Regions from separate parts of the Homo sapiens genome. Here regions 2 and 3 are each linked to region 1. Evidence: chromatin contacts called from ENCODE Hi-C or POLR2A ChIA-PET data. All regions are on one chromosome and are shown on one strand. Each heading gives the region's core, a stretch centred on a gene start or an enhancer-like site at or near the end of the contact. The rest is flanking DNA. Distances are from core to core; before and after follow the strand shown.

Region 1 (3,716 bases), core at 544-3,043:
CGTCTCAAAAAAAAAAAAAAACAAAACAAAACAAACAAAAAAAAACCTTTAGCTTACGGATTATATGAAACATTTCTTTTGGCCGGGCGGGGTGGCTCAGGTCTGCAATCCCAGCACTTTGGGAGGCTGAGGTGGGCGGATCACTTGAGGTCAGGAGTTCGAGACCAACCTGGCCAACATGGTGAAACCCCATTTCGACTAAAAACACAAAAATTAGCTTGGCGTGATGGCGCATGCCTGTAGTCCCAGCTACTTGGAAGGCTGAGGCAGGAGAATCGCTTGAACCCAGGAGGCGGAGATTGAGGTGAGCTGAGATCGCACCACTGCACTCCAGCCTGGACGACAGAGCAAGACTCTGTCTCAAAAAATAAAAAAAGCAATAGTTCCTCTAACTTTCATCATTTTTCTGCAAACACGAGCCCTTAGTACAACGGGCTGGAAGGAGAGAAGAGGTTGGCAGAGCCCAGCCTAACGTATGGATGGAGAACACAGACCTTATGTTTTACCCATGGAGTTGCAGAAGAATCAGCTTTATACACAAAGCCCCTAAGTCTGCCGATAAGCATTTGCTGAATGCCTCGACTGTGTTCAGAGCTGAGTTATGAGACGAGGTCAGTGTGTTATGATGCCAGCGTGGTGGACGCCAGACTGGGAGCCAGGAGACCTGCCAATTACTTGATTTTCAGAAACAAAGCAAAAGCCCAAAAAATTTCCCCTTCTCAGGGCTTCAGTTCCCTTATGTGTAAAATTAGGGGGCTGTCATGGTTAACCTCAGCCTTAGGTTTCTTCTAACTAGAACTGTGACAGATTCCAAAGTAGGATAATGAGTTCCCAGGCTCCTGGATCTTAAGAGGCTTCCCGGTAGCTGAGAGACTGAGAGCGACTGCACCCTAAATCGTGTTGTTTCTGAAAGAGCACAGGTTGGCCCACCTGGATGTCTGGGCACCTTCCTCTGAGGTGATGCAAAGGGGCCACTCAATGGGTCCTTGCTCAAAATGCTCCAGCCTTACTGGCCTTCTTCCCATTCCTGAATGCACCAAGTTAGTCCTGTCCCAGGGCCTTTGCACGTGCTGGTTTTGCTGCCTTGAGCTTCCTACAGGAATGGTGGCTGGTTCCTCCCTTCTCATCCTTCACATTTCCTTAGACGCCACCTTCTCCGAAAGTGCCATCTCTTACTACCCTAAAGGTCTTTTTATTTTCTTATTTCAGTGTCCATTCCCTTATTTGTGATCGCCTAATTATTTTACTTATTTCTTGTTTTGTTTGCGTCCTCTTTCATTCTGTTAGCTCCATGTAAGCAGGGGTCCGTTTTGCTTTATTCAGAACTGTATACTCAATGCCCAGTACAGAGTAGGTCTCAAAACATATTTGTTAAATGAATGACGTGGCAGCTCCACAATTCCAAGTAACCAATGACACCTAAAGTTGTTTCCCCATGAAGTCTCTGTCTTTTGGGTTCCGTGCATCGGGCTGGGCTCACAGGCTGCGGGAACTTCCTTCCCACTGCCTGTTTTCCTTGGATCGCGGTATCTCTCTTCCTGGAGGAAAAAGGCTCTTATGACCTCATGGCGCGCTCTCCCGAGCCGCAGTGACGTCATTAATGCGCTCACGCGTCACAGCCCAATCATAGGGCCCTTCCCCTCCCTTTAGAAGTCCCGACTGTCCCTGACACATTCCACTCCAAGCGAGCCGCGACACTTACGTCACGTCCGCCCGCCCGCGCGGTGATGACGTCACGACCCAGGGCTGGCGTCACGTGTCCCCCCCGCGGGGGGCGGCCCTTGAGGGCGGCGCTTCCGGTCGGCGGAGCCTGGTGGCCGCAGCGGCGGTGGCGACGACGGCCGAGACGTGGGGATGGCGGGCGCCGGGAGCGAAGCCCGGTTCGCCGGGCTGTCGCTGGTGCAGCTCAACGAGCTGCTGGAGGACGAGGGCCAGCTGACGGAGATGGTGCAGAAGATGGAGGAGGTGAGCCGAGCTGGGCTTAAGGCGGCGGCTGTGAGGCCTCGAGCGGGGTTCGCTCCTCGAACGGTGGCCGGAGGCGGAGGCGACCGCGGCGCCTCCGGTCGTGTTGAGGGGACTGGGCTAGAAATGGGGGCGCTTGGGGCGGGGTGCGGGAGCCAGGGAACCGCGACTGGTGCTTAGGCAGGAATAGGGGGCCTGAGAGGGGGTTTGAGGCACTGAGGGGACCGAGACTAGGGCGGAGGCGGGAAAAAGGGTCCTGAGACGGGGCTTGGGGAGCCGATTGGGGGTCCTGAGACAAGGTTTTGTGGGGCTGAGGACTTAAGGCTGGGTCTGAAGACTTAAGGCTGGGTCTGAAGTGGAGATTAGGGAGCCTGGAATGGGAATTTGGGGATTAGAGTGCTATCGTTGGGTCTAGGCGGAAGAGGACGGAACTGGGGGGATCTGAGATTGGTTTGGTCGGAGGAGCGGGGAGAGTAATAAGGGCTGAGTCGGAGGCGAGGATTAGGGGTGACTGAGGGGGACCAAGAGCTAGATCTGGTAGAGGTTGGGGGGTTTCCTTTGAGAGGAAAGGTTGGGGACAACCAGGGGGACTGAGGCAGCTATAGGGGATCAGAGTAGGTTTTGGGGGACTGAGTGGACTATCCAAATAGGACTCTTAGGAGAGGATTGAGGGTTCCAAGATGGGTTCGGGAGGCTGAGGGTCTGTAGCTGAGTCTATGAGGTGGTTCTGAGGCTCTTTAAGGGTTGGGCGAGGGTCCCCAGCCCAGGGTTTGGAGGCAGGAGTCCATGGTCATACCATAGCCAGGGTAAGGTTTGAAGGTTCCATGTATCTAAGGGGTCCCAATAATGCCCCTGGAGTCTGACTTCTTTTGAAGTGGCCCCAGCAGAGTTACGGGAGTTCGTGGATGGGCCTAAGGGTGGCGACAGGATACGTTTTTCTGTAAGGGTTGCCCCCTCCACCGAGGAAGGGAAGGTGGGAAATTTAGTGTGGCTGGCTTTGTACCACTGCGTCCCACGTGTCTGGGACTAAGGAAGGTTCCTGGAGCAGTTTCAGGAAGAAGTTAAAATGGGGGTTTGGGGCTGGCTGCCAACCCTCACCTCTGAGAGTCAAGCCTTGCCCAGCCCCTGGAAGGCATGTGCCAGCTCCTGTTTCTGGTTATCTTCCTTCACACCTTGAGGTGTGGTTTGCTCTCGGGTAACTGACTTCATCCTTGCAGATTTGCAGTGTGTGCTCCCTTTCTCTCAACCCATTTGGACTCATTCTCGGAAAGTCTGATCTTTTGGGTCTGGTTCTCCTCCAGGCAGGTGGGCCCAGGCTAATCCCAGCTCTTCCTGGCCCACCTACCACTCCTTTATGTCTCTGAAGTCTGAGCCTTCCCACGCCTACAGTGCTGAGCCTCTCACCCAGGAGCCCGTGTGGGGGCTTTTGGCTTTCTTTCCGAAGAGGGATTGTTCAGCACCAAGCCAGCCCCCTTAAAAGAGAGCTTGTATGGAGGTTGCACATTCAAAATCCCTGGAAAACCCTCAACAGATCATTGTCCGGAGCTACAGAGAGGCCACTGTAGTAAGATGGTATCAGTCTTTCCATTAATACACCCCTTGTATTCATGGGCTTTGTAACTTGACACATAATAACGTTGCTCCAAGATGCAGTGTACCCCGTTTATGGTCTCCATGTGGCACCTTCCATTTTGGAGAATAATAAGTGATAAAATCCATCCTTCTTAGCTGAATGAGTTTCATGTCTCCAAAGA
Region 2 (3,716 bases), core at 864-3,363, 2.6 Mb after region 1:
GAACCTGGGAGGAAGAGGTTGCAGTGAGCCAAGATAACACCACTGCACTCCAGCCTGGGTGACACAGTGAGACTCTGTCCACTATCAAAAGGCACCATTAAGCAGTTTCAGACCACTGGAAACTGACAGAACAGCCACCATTTCTGGGTATGTGGTGGGCAATAGAAGACCTTCCATTTGAAGAAGGGAGTGTGTGTGGACTTATCTTTTGGCATAATTTCTCCCTCATTTATTTATTTATTTATAATTTTTTTTTTGAGACAGATTCTCACTCTGTCACCAGGCTGGAGTGTAGTGGCGCAATCTCGGCTCACTGTAACCTCTGCCTCCCGGGTTCAAGAGATTCCCCTGCCTCAGCCTCCTGAGTAGCTGGGACTATAGGCACGCACCACCACGCCCAGCTAATTTTTTGTATTTTAGAGACAGGGTTTCACTATGTTGGCCAGGATGTTCTCGATCTCCTGACCTCGTGATCTGCCCGACTTGGCCTCCCAAAGTGCTGGGATTACAGGCGTGAGCCACCACGCCCGGTCCCTCATTTTATTCATCCATTCAATGATTATTTATTGAACACTTACTCTGGGCCAGGCACCACACAAAATGCTGAGGATACAATGTATTCGGGGCTGGCCACAAGACAATGATTTAGTGTTAGTATCTGTCTACAATTCAGTCTGCTCTGAGACTTTCTTCCCTACTCTTCAAACTGGCATCCTTGTATATATTATGCTGTATGCTCCAGACGGTGTCATGTCTTTTGCACAATTATCTTGTCATCCTTGAAGTTCTATAGTTGTAGGTACTGTTATATCCACATCTGATGGATGAGGAAACTGGCTTAAAGATGCAATGGATTGCCAAAAGTCACTAATTCCTGGGTGGCATAGCTGACCTTGGAACCCAAATCCAGATAATTCAGAGAAGTGCTATCTTTTTAATTCTTTTTAATTAAAATTAATTCTTTTTAAGTCTTTTTAATTCTTTGGCAGGCAAGAATGGGACTATTCTCAAATTCAAATTCAACAAGCATAAACCGAAGAACCCTTCTTTGCATATTGTGCTATGAAGAATTTCAAGGGATGCAAAATCAAGTTAGACCTGGCCTTAATCTTCAACGAACTGTGAAGGCCATAAAAAATATTTCTTCAGTGGAAAGAAATTGCAAGTCCCTGTTGGATGGAAGAAAAGTGGGCTTTTAGGAAAATGGTGCTTACTTCTTCTTATTTATTTATTTATTTATTTAGATGACAGAACAAACGAGAGAGAGAGAGCAGTCACAGGGCTACTAAAGGCTCTAAAGATATCCTCTGATGTAAAAATCTCTCTTGGGCCGGGCGTGGTAGCTCAGGCCTGTAAATCCCAGCACTTTGAGAAGCTGAGGCTTGCTTGAGTCCAGCCTGGACAACACGGTGAAATCCCGTCTCTACAAAAAATCAGCAAGGTGTTGCATGGCTGTAGTCCCAGCTACTCGGGAGGCTGAGATGGGAGTATCACCTGAGCCCAGAAGGTTGAGGCTGCAGTGAGACTGCACTCTGGCCTGGGTGATAGAATGAGACCCTGTCTCAAAAAAAAAAAAAAAAGAAAAAAGAAAACAAAAAACCAACAACAAAATAACCTACCTCTTTTTCATTATCAAGGCTTGGGAAAGAGAGAATAAATTCCCTTAATTATCTTTAAATGAGCATTTGTATGAAAGTAGGATACGGAAAACTAGTTGAATGTCTAGGATGATTTGAATGAAGAAACAAGGAAATAAGCTGGACAGAGTAATTTGATGGAGAGATTACAATTTCTAGCAACCGCATTGTCTTCACATTGTCTAGCGCATCACATAAGTTCATTAAATAATTGTTCAGAGACGGTAGTGTGACGTAATGTTTCGCCGAAGCCAAGGAGAAAAAGCCACGTGGCCTTATTTACCTTTTCGTGTCACGTGATGCTGTGTGCCCAACCCGATCAACCTCTAGTCCACGCCCCCCAATCCGCCGCCACAGGATGTGATTGTGATTGGATATCTTATGAGCACGTGGCTCTCGATCTCTCTTTTCTATTGGTGAATGGCGGCCCAGCCGTCGGTCTACTTCTGCCCCTTCCCGGCCCAGGCCCCGCCCCTCTGGCGCGCACAGAAAACCCGAGTCTGCGCAGGCGCAGTGGCTGGTAATGGTCACACTAGGTGGCGTCCGCGTGAGGTGGAGGTGTCAGCGGCTCCTGTCTGCAGCTTCCTGGGGTCCTGGCGGCGCTCTTCTCCTGAGCCAGAATCCAGCAGGAAGGACAGAATGGGCGCTAGAGTGTGAAAAGAGGGCGAACTCACGTGGATGTGACTCTCCGGGTCGCTCTTCCCTGTCACCCAGCTCCTCCTGCCGGTTTCCTGTGGGCATCGCCTGCATTGCTTTTATCCCGGGGACGGATTAGGGGGTAGGGAAAGTGGGGTGCAGGGAACAAAGGGGAGCTGAGAGGAGAGGTGGCCAAGCAGAGAGGCAAGGGGATGTTGGGCGAGCCACAGGCCTCTGAGGCGCCCCAAATCTACACTTAAATTTCCACCCCCACATTGAAGGGAAAAAAAAAACCGAAGAGATTTGGTGGTGTAACAGCCATGCTTTTTGCATGAGTGGTTTCCTCCCTTTTCCTACCTCGTGAAGGCATGTTCATCTTTCAGAACCCAGCCTGGGTCACTTCTGGAAGTTTCTTGAGCTTTGTCCTTCTTCCGCAGGTACAGCTGCTGTTACCCCACCGGGTTTCTACAGCAGAAAGTCCGAGAGCGAACTCAGAACTGGACAGACTGGCCTTCATTCCTGGCCTAGTCACCCTCTTGGTGACCTTGGGCAGGTTACCCGAAATAATAGTGCTCTTATCATAGGGTTGTGGGAATTAAGTGTCCAAATATGTTGTGTAAATGCTTCCTAAGTGCTTGTTGTATAGTAAATGTTCGATAAATACTGTTTTCCTAAGGGGAAGGAGAGGAAAGGATAATGCACTTTAATTTTTCTTGAGAAAGTCTTTATTACATTAAGCAAGCCTTGATTTGTAATCTTTTTCTATTTTTTTACTTTTTATTACTATTATTTTTATTTTATTTTATTTTTTGAGACGGAGTTTTGCTCTTGTTGCCCAGGCTGGAGTGCAATGATGCTATCTCAGCTCACTGCAACCTCCGCCTCCCAGGTTCAAGCGATTCTCCTGCCTCGGCCTCCCAAGTAGCTGGGATTACAGGCGCCGGCTACCATGCCCAGCTAATTCTGTATTTTTAGTAGAGGCAGGGTTTCACCATGTTGGTCAGGCTGGCTGGTTTCGAACTCCTGACTTCGGGTGATCCACCCGCCTCAGCCCTCCAAAGTGCTGGGATTACAGACTCACATAAGCCACCGTGCCGGGCCTATTATTATTATTTTATGTATATATATGTGTCTATATAATTTTTTTTTTGAGACGGAGTCTTGCTCTATCGCCCGGGCCAGAGTGCAGTGGCATGACCTTGGCTCACTGCAGCCTCTGCCTCCTCTGCTCAAGCGATTCTTCAGCCTCAGCCTCCCGAGTAGCTGGGGTTACAGGCACTGGCCACTACGCCCGGCTAATTTTTGTATTTTCAGTAGAGACAGTTTTCACCATGTTGGCCAGGCTAGTCTGGAACTCCTGACCTCAGGTGATCTGCCCACCTCGGCCTCCCACCGAGCCTCATTTGCAATCTTTTTTAAAAAAGACAAACAGGTACACTTTGG
Region 3 (3,716 bases), core at 1,217-3,716, 2.0 Mb before region 1:
AGTTGTTGCAACAACAAAAATCCTTTGTAGGACAGGGTTTCTTAATTTCAGCACTATTAATATGTTGGGTCTGATAATTCTTTGTTGTGGGGGACTGTCCCTCATAGAATGTTCAGTGGCATCCCTGGTGTCTACCAACAGTGCTAGTATTAGTAGTAGCATCCCCTAACCTCCCCTGAGTTGTGACAACCAAGAATATCTCCAGATATTGCCAAATGTCCCCTGAAAGAGCAAATCACTCCTTGTTGAGAACCATTGTTGTAGAGAAACATCAGACACCTGCGTTTTGGGAGGCCATTTTCTTCCCTGTCACCTCAGTGACTTTGGAGAAAGGTTTATTTCTGTTTGCTTCAATAACCATTTAAGTCAGGGAATGCTGGGATGTTTTCAATAATTTTTTTCTGCTAGAGACAACATTGGTTTCTCTTTGCAGCTAACCTTTGGCCCATTACCCACCCTACCCTCATCCCCTCTTCTTCCTTTTTCCTCCTCCTGTCCTCCTCTCCCGCCCCTGCCTCTGCAGTTAGGGCTGTTTTTTCTCTGTACCTTTTGGACTCTGAAAAAAGCTATGTCACAAAGCTGGTGACTCAGCCTTTAAACAACATGAATCACAAGGCTTGCAGCAGAGTAACAGCCAAAAGCAACCAGGGCGTGGTTGAAAGCCAGGCCTGGTCACCTCAGAAAGAATCTCAGCTTTTTAATCCCTTCAAAACTCCTTCCCGAAATGTAGGGGAAAAACAAAAAACAAAAACTTTGCAGAAATGTGTATTGGAAATCACTGGGGTATCCTGCCAATCCTGGAAAATGACACTTTTATTATTCGTTTTAATTTCCCAGTAACACATGAATTCATTCTCTTTAAAATGTTAAAAATTGGAGATGTCAAAGTCTGTTTTGAACAATGCACAGATCTTGGATTTTCATAAATACACAGAAACATGGGTTACCATAGAAAATATATAGCAGGTTCATTTTGCTTTGATGCATATTTTAAGTCTGCCGTTTAAATAATGTAATGTTCATAACTTAAAACAAGAATGCAGCCTTTTCCTAATGGCAAAATATTTTTCAGTTGGTAGCCTCTTTTTCTCTTTTTTTTGAAGCTTTTAAGGGTAGAAATCAAAATAGCCTCCCTACCTCCAATACATTTGTAGAAACAGGGACTATTTGTAGAAGAGTCCAGAAGGAACAGTGGCTGGGAAATTGAGGGCATGAGGGAGACTTTTCACTGTACACTTTAAAAAGACACATTTAAAAAATCTCACCATGTTCGTATATTTTAAAACATTTAAAAAATATACTGAAGAAATGACACGTAGGGATCACAAAATAGGTTGTGGTAAAAATTTAAAAAGCTGGCTGGTGATGCTTTTCTCCCCACTTCTTTTACCAAAATAGAATTGCCCTGTAGAATTACATTTCATATTTGACACCCTACCCTGCACTGAAATAAGGTTGGGATTCTATTCCTGTCTTTTAAAATCTCCGGTTTAAATGGGTCCGATTATTGAATGGATCCTGCTTACAATAATCGTACCCATTGAAACCAGAGAAATTTCCATGCCTCCCTGTTGGCATCAAGTAGGACCTTTCCATACCTGGCCCTCAGAATGTACAGGAAGGTGGAAGAACAGTCTAGAAGGATGTCGTTCGCTCAGCCTTGCGTTCCAGCTAAAATAAAACTGTGTGGGGTTTCCGCCTCTTTTTTCCAAATTTAACCTGGACACCCAGCTCCTCTGCAGTGTCTCCCCTGGAAAGTTCTCGAGCGTTCCCCAGCTTTAGGGCCACGCCCGCCCTGAGATCTGCCGAGTCATTGTCCTTGTCCCGCGGCCCCGGGAGCCCCCCGCGACCGGCCTGGGAGGCTCAGGGAGGTTGAAGGGGGCTGAGCAAAGGAAGCCCCGTCATTACCTCAAATGTGACCCAAAAATAAAGACCCGTCCATCTCGCAGGGTGGGCCAGGGCGGGTCAGGAGGGAGGGGAGGGAGACCCCGACTCTGCAGAAGGCGCTCGCTGCGTGCCCCACGTCCGCCGAACGCGGGGTTCGCGACCCGAGGGGACCGCGGGGGCTGAGGGGAGGGGCCGCGGAGCCGCGGCTAAGGAACGCGGGCCGCCCACCCGCTCCCGGTGCAGCGGCCTCCGCGCCGGGTTTTGGCGCCTCCCGCGGGCGCCCCCCTCCTCACGGCGAGCGCTGCCACGTCAGACGAAGGGCGCAGCGAGCGTCCTGATCCTTCCGCCCGGACGCTCAGGACAGCGGCCCGCTGCTCATAAGACTCGGCCTTAGAACCCCAGTATCAGCAGAAGGACATTTTAGGACGGGACTTGGGTGACTCTAGGGCACTGGTTTTCTTTCCAGAGAGCGGAACAGGCGAGGAAAAGTAGTCCCTTCTCGGCGATTCTGCGGAGGGATCTCCGTGGGGCGGTGAACGCCGATGATTATATAAGGACGCGCCGGGTGTGGCACAGCTAGTTCCGTCGCAGCCGGGATTTGGGTCGCAGTTCTTGTTTGTGGATCGCTGTGATCGTCACTTGGTGAGTAGCGGGCTGCTGGGCTGGCCGGGGCTTTCGTGGCCGCCGGGCCGCTCGGTGGGACGGAGGCGTGTGGAGAGACCGCCAAGGGCTGTAGTCTGGGTCCGCGAGCAAGGTTGCCCTGAACTGGGGGTTGGGGGGAGCGCAGCAAAATGGCGGCTGTTCCCGAGTCTTGAATGGAAGACGCTTGTGAGGCGGGCTGTGAGGTCGTTGAAACAAGGTGGGGGGCATGGTGGGCGGCAAGAACCCAAGGTCTTGAGGCCTTCGCTAATGCGGGAAAGCTCTTATTCGGGTGAGATGGGCTGGGGCACCATCTGGGGACCCTGACGTGAAGTTTGTCACTGACTGGAGAACTCGGTTTGTCGTCTGTTGCGGGGGCGGCAGTTATGGCGGTGCCGTTGGGCAGTGCACCCGTACCTTTGGGAGCGCGCGCCCTCGTCGTGTCGTGACGTCACCCGTTCTGTTGGCTTATAATGCAGGGTGGGGCCACCTGCCGGTAGGTGTGCGGTAGGCTTTTCTCCGTCGCAGGACGCAGGGTTCGGGCCTAGGGTAGGCTCTCCTGAATCGACAGGCGCCGGACCTCTGGTGAGGGGAGGGATAAGTGAGGCGTCAGTTTCTCTGGTCGGTTTTATGTACCTATCTTCTTAAGTAGCTGAAGCTCCGGTTTTGAACTATGCGCTCGGGGTTGGCGAGTGTGTTTTGTGAAGTTTTTTAGGCACCTTTTGAAATGTAATCATTTGGGTCAATATGTAATTTTCAGTGTTAGACTAGTAAATTGTCCGCTAAATTCTGGCCGTTTTTGGCTTTTTTGTTAGACAATGCAGATCTTCGTGAAGACTCTGACTGGTAAGACCATCACCCTCGAGGTTGAGCCCAGTGACACCATCGAGAATGTCAAGGCAAAGATCCAAGATAAGGAAGGCATCCCTCCTGACCAGCAGAGGCTGATCTTTGCTGGAAAACAGCTGGAAGATGGGCGCACCCTGTCTGACTACAACATCCAGAAAGAGTCCACCCTGCACCTGGTGCTCCGTCTCAGAGGTGGGATGCAAATCTTCGTGAAGACACTCACTGGCAAGACCATCACCCTTGAGGTCGAGCCCAGTGACACCATCGAGAACGTCAAAGCAAAGATCCAGGACAAGGAAGGCATTCCTCCTGACCAGCAGAGGTTGATCTTTGCCGGAAAG

What was found. Hi-C counts contacts between places; a loop is a spot of excess contacts on that map. ChIA-PET counts read pairs that join two places held with the same protein, here RNA polymerase II (POLR2A). Pooled maps may share reads with other maps.
Region 2: a loop to region 1 is called in a map of naive thymus-derived CD4-positive, alpha-beta T cell, with 15 times the contacts of the local background. The contact joins the enhancer-like site here to the promoter of VPS37B in region 1. A Hi-C loop is called at or near these places in 1 of 168 maps with a recorded cell type or tissue (naive thymus-derived CD4-positive, alpha-beta T cell) and 5 of 50 pooled maps. POLR2A ChIA-PET finds 5 or more read pairs at or near these places in 2 of 52 experiments (activated CD4-positive, alpha-beta T cell and activated T-cell).
Region 3: a loop to region 1 is called in a map of CD8-positive, alpha-beta T cell, with 8 times the contacts of the local background. The contact joins the promoter of UBC here to the promoter of VPS37B in region 1. A Hi-C loop is called at or near these places in 1 of 168 maps with a recorded cell type or tissue (CD8-positive, alpha-beta T cell), 2 of 37 single-sample maps with no recorded cell type and 8 of 50 pooled maps.

What each region holds. Positions count from the first base shown.
Region 1 is chr12:122,894,201-122,897,916 of GRCh38, reverse strand. VPS37B (VPS37B subunit of ESCRT-I) reads left to right here and starts at 1,793. Exons shown (of 4, transcript NM_024667.3): 1 at 1,793-1,965. The coding sequence starts at 1,855. RefSeq lists a silencer at 1,650-1,799 and an enhancer at 1,980-2,129.
Region 2 is chr12:120,316,013-120,319,728 of GRCh38, reverse strand. No RefSeq gene overlaps it. Among named protein-coding and RNA genes, the nearest start is that of PLA2G1B, 9.9 kb to the left of the region's middle. RefSeq lists enhancers at 2,113-2,462, 2,503-2,552, 3,394-3,716. Within about 2 kb of position 2,113, at least 25 of the 41 ENCODE cell types and tissues checked have a DNase peak (open chromatin) inside an H3K27ac peak, as active enhancers do.
Region 3 is chr12:124,913,400-124,917,115 of GRCh38, reverse strand. It overlaps UBC (ubiquitin C), which reads left to right and starts at 2,466. Exons shown (of 2, transcript NM_021009.7): 1 at 2,466-2,529; 2 at 3,342-3,716. The coding sequence starts at 3,345. MIR5188 (microRNA 5188) reads right to left here and starts at 1,569; the gene lies at 1,457-1,569. RefSeq lists silencers at 470-529, 1,888-2,227 and enhancers at 479-773, 135-814, 1-1,113, 2,438-2,887, 2,212-3,169.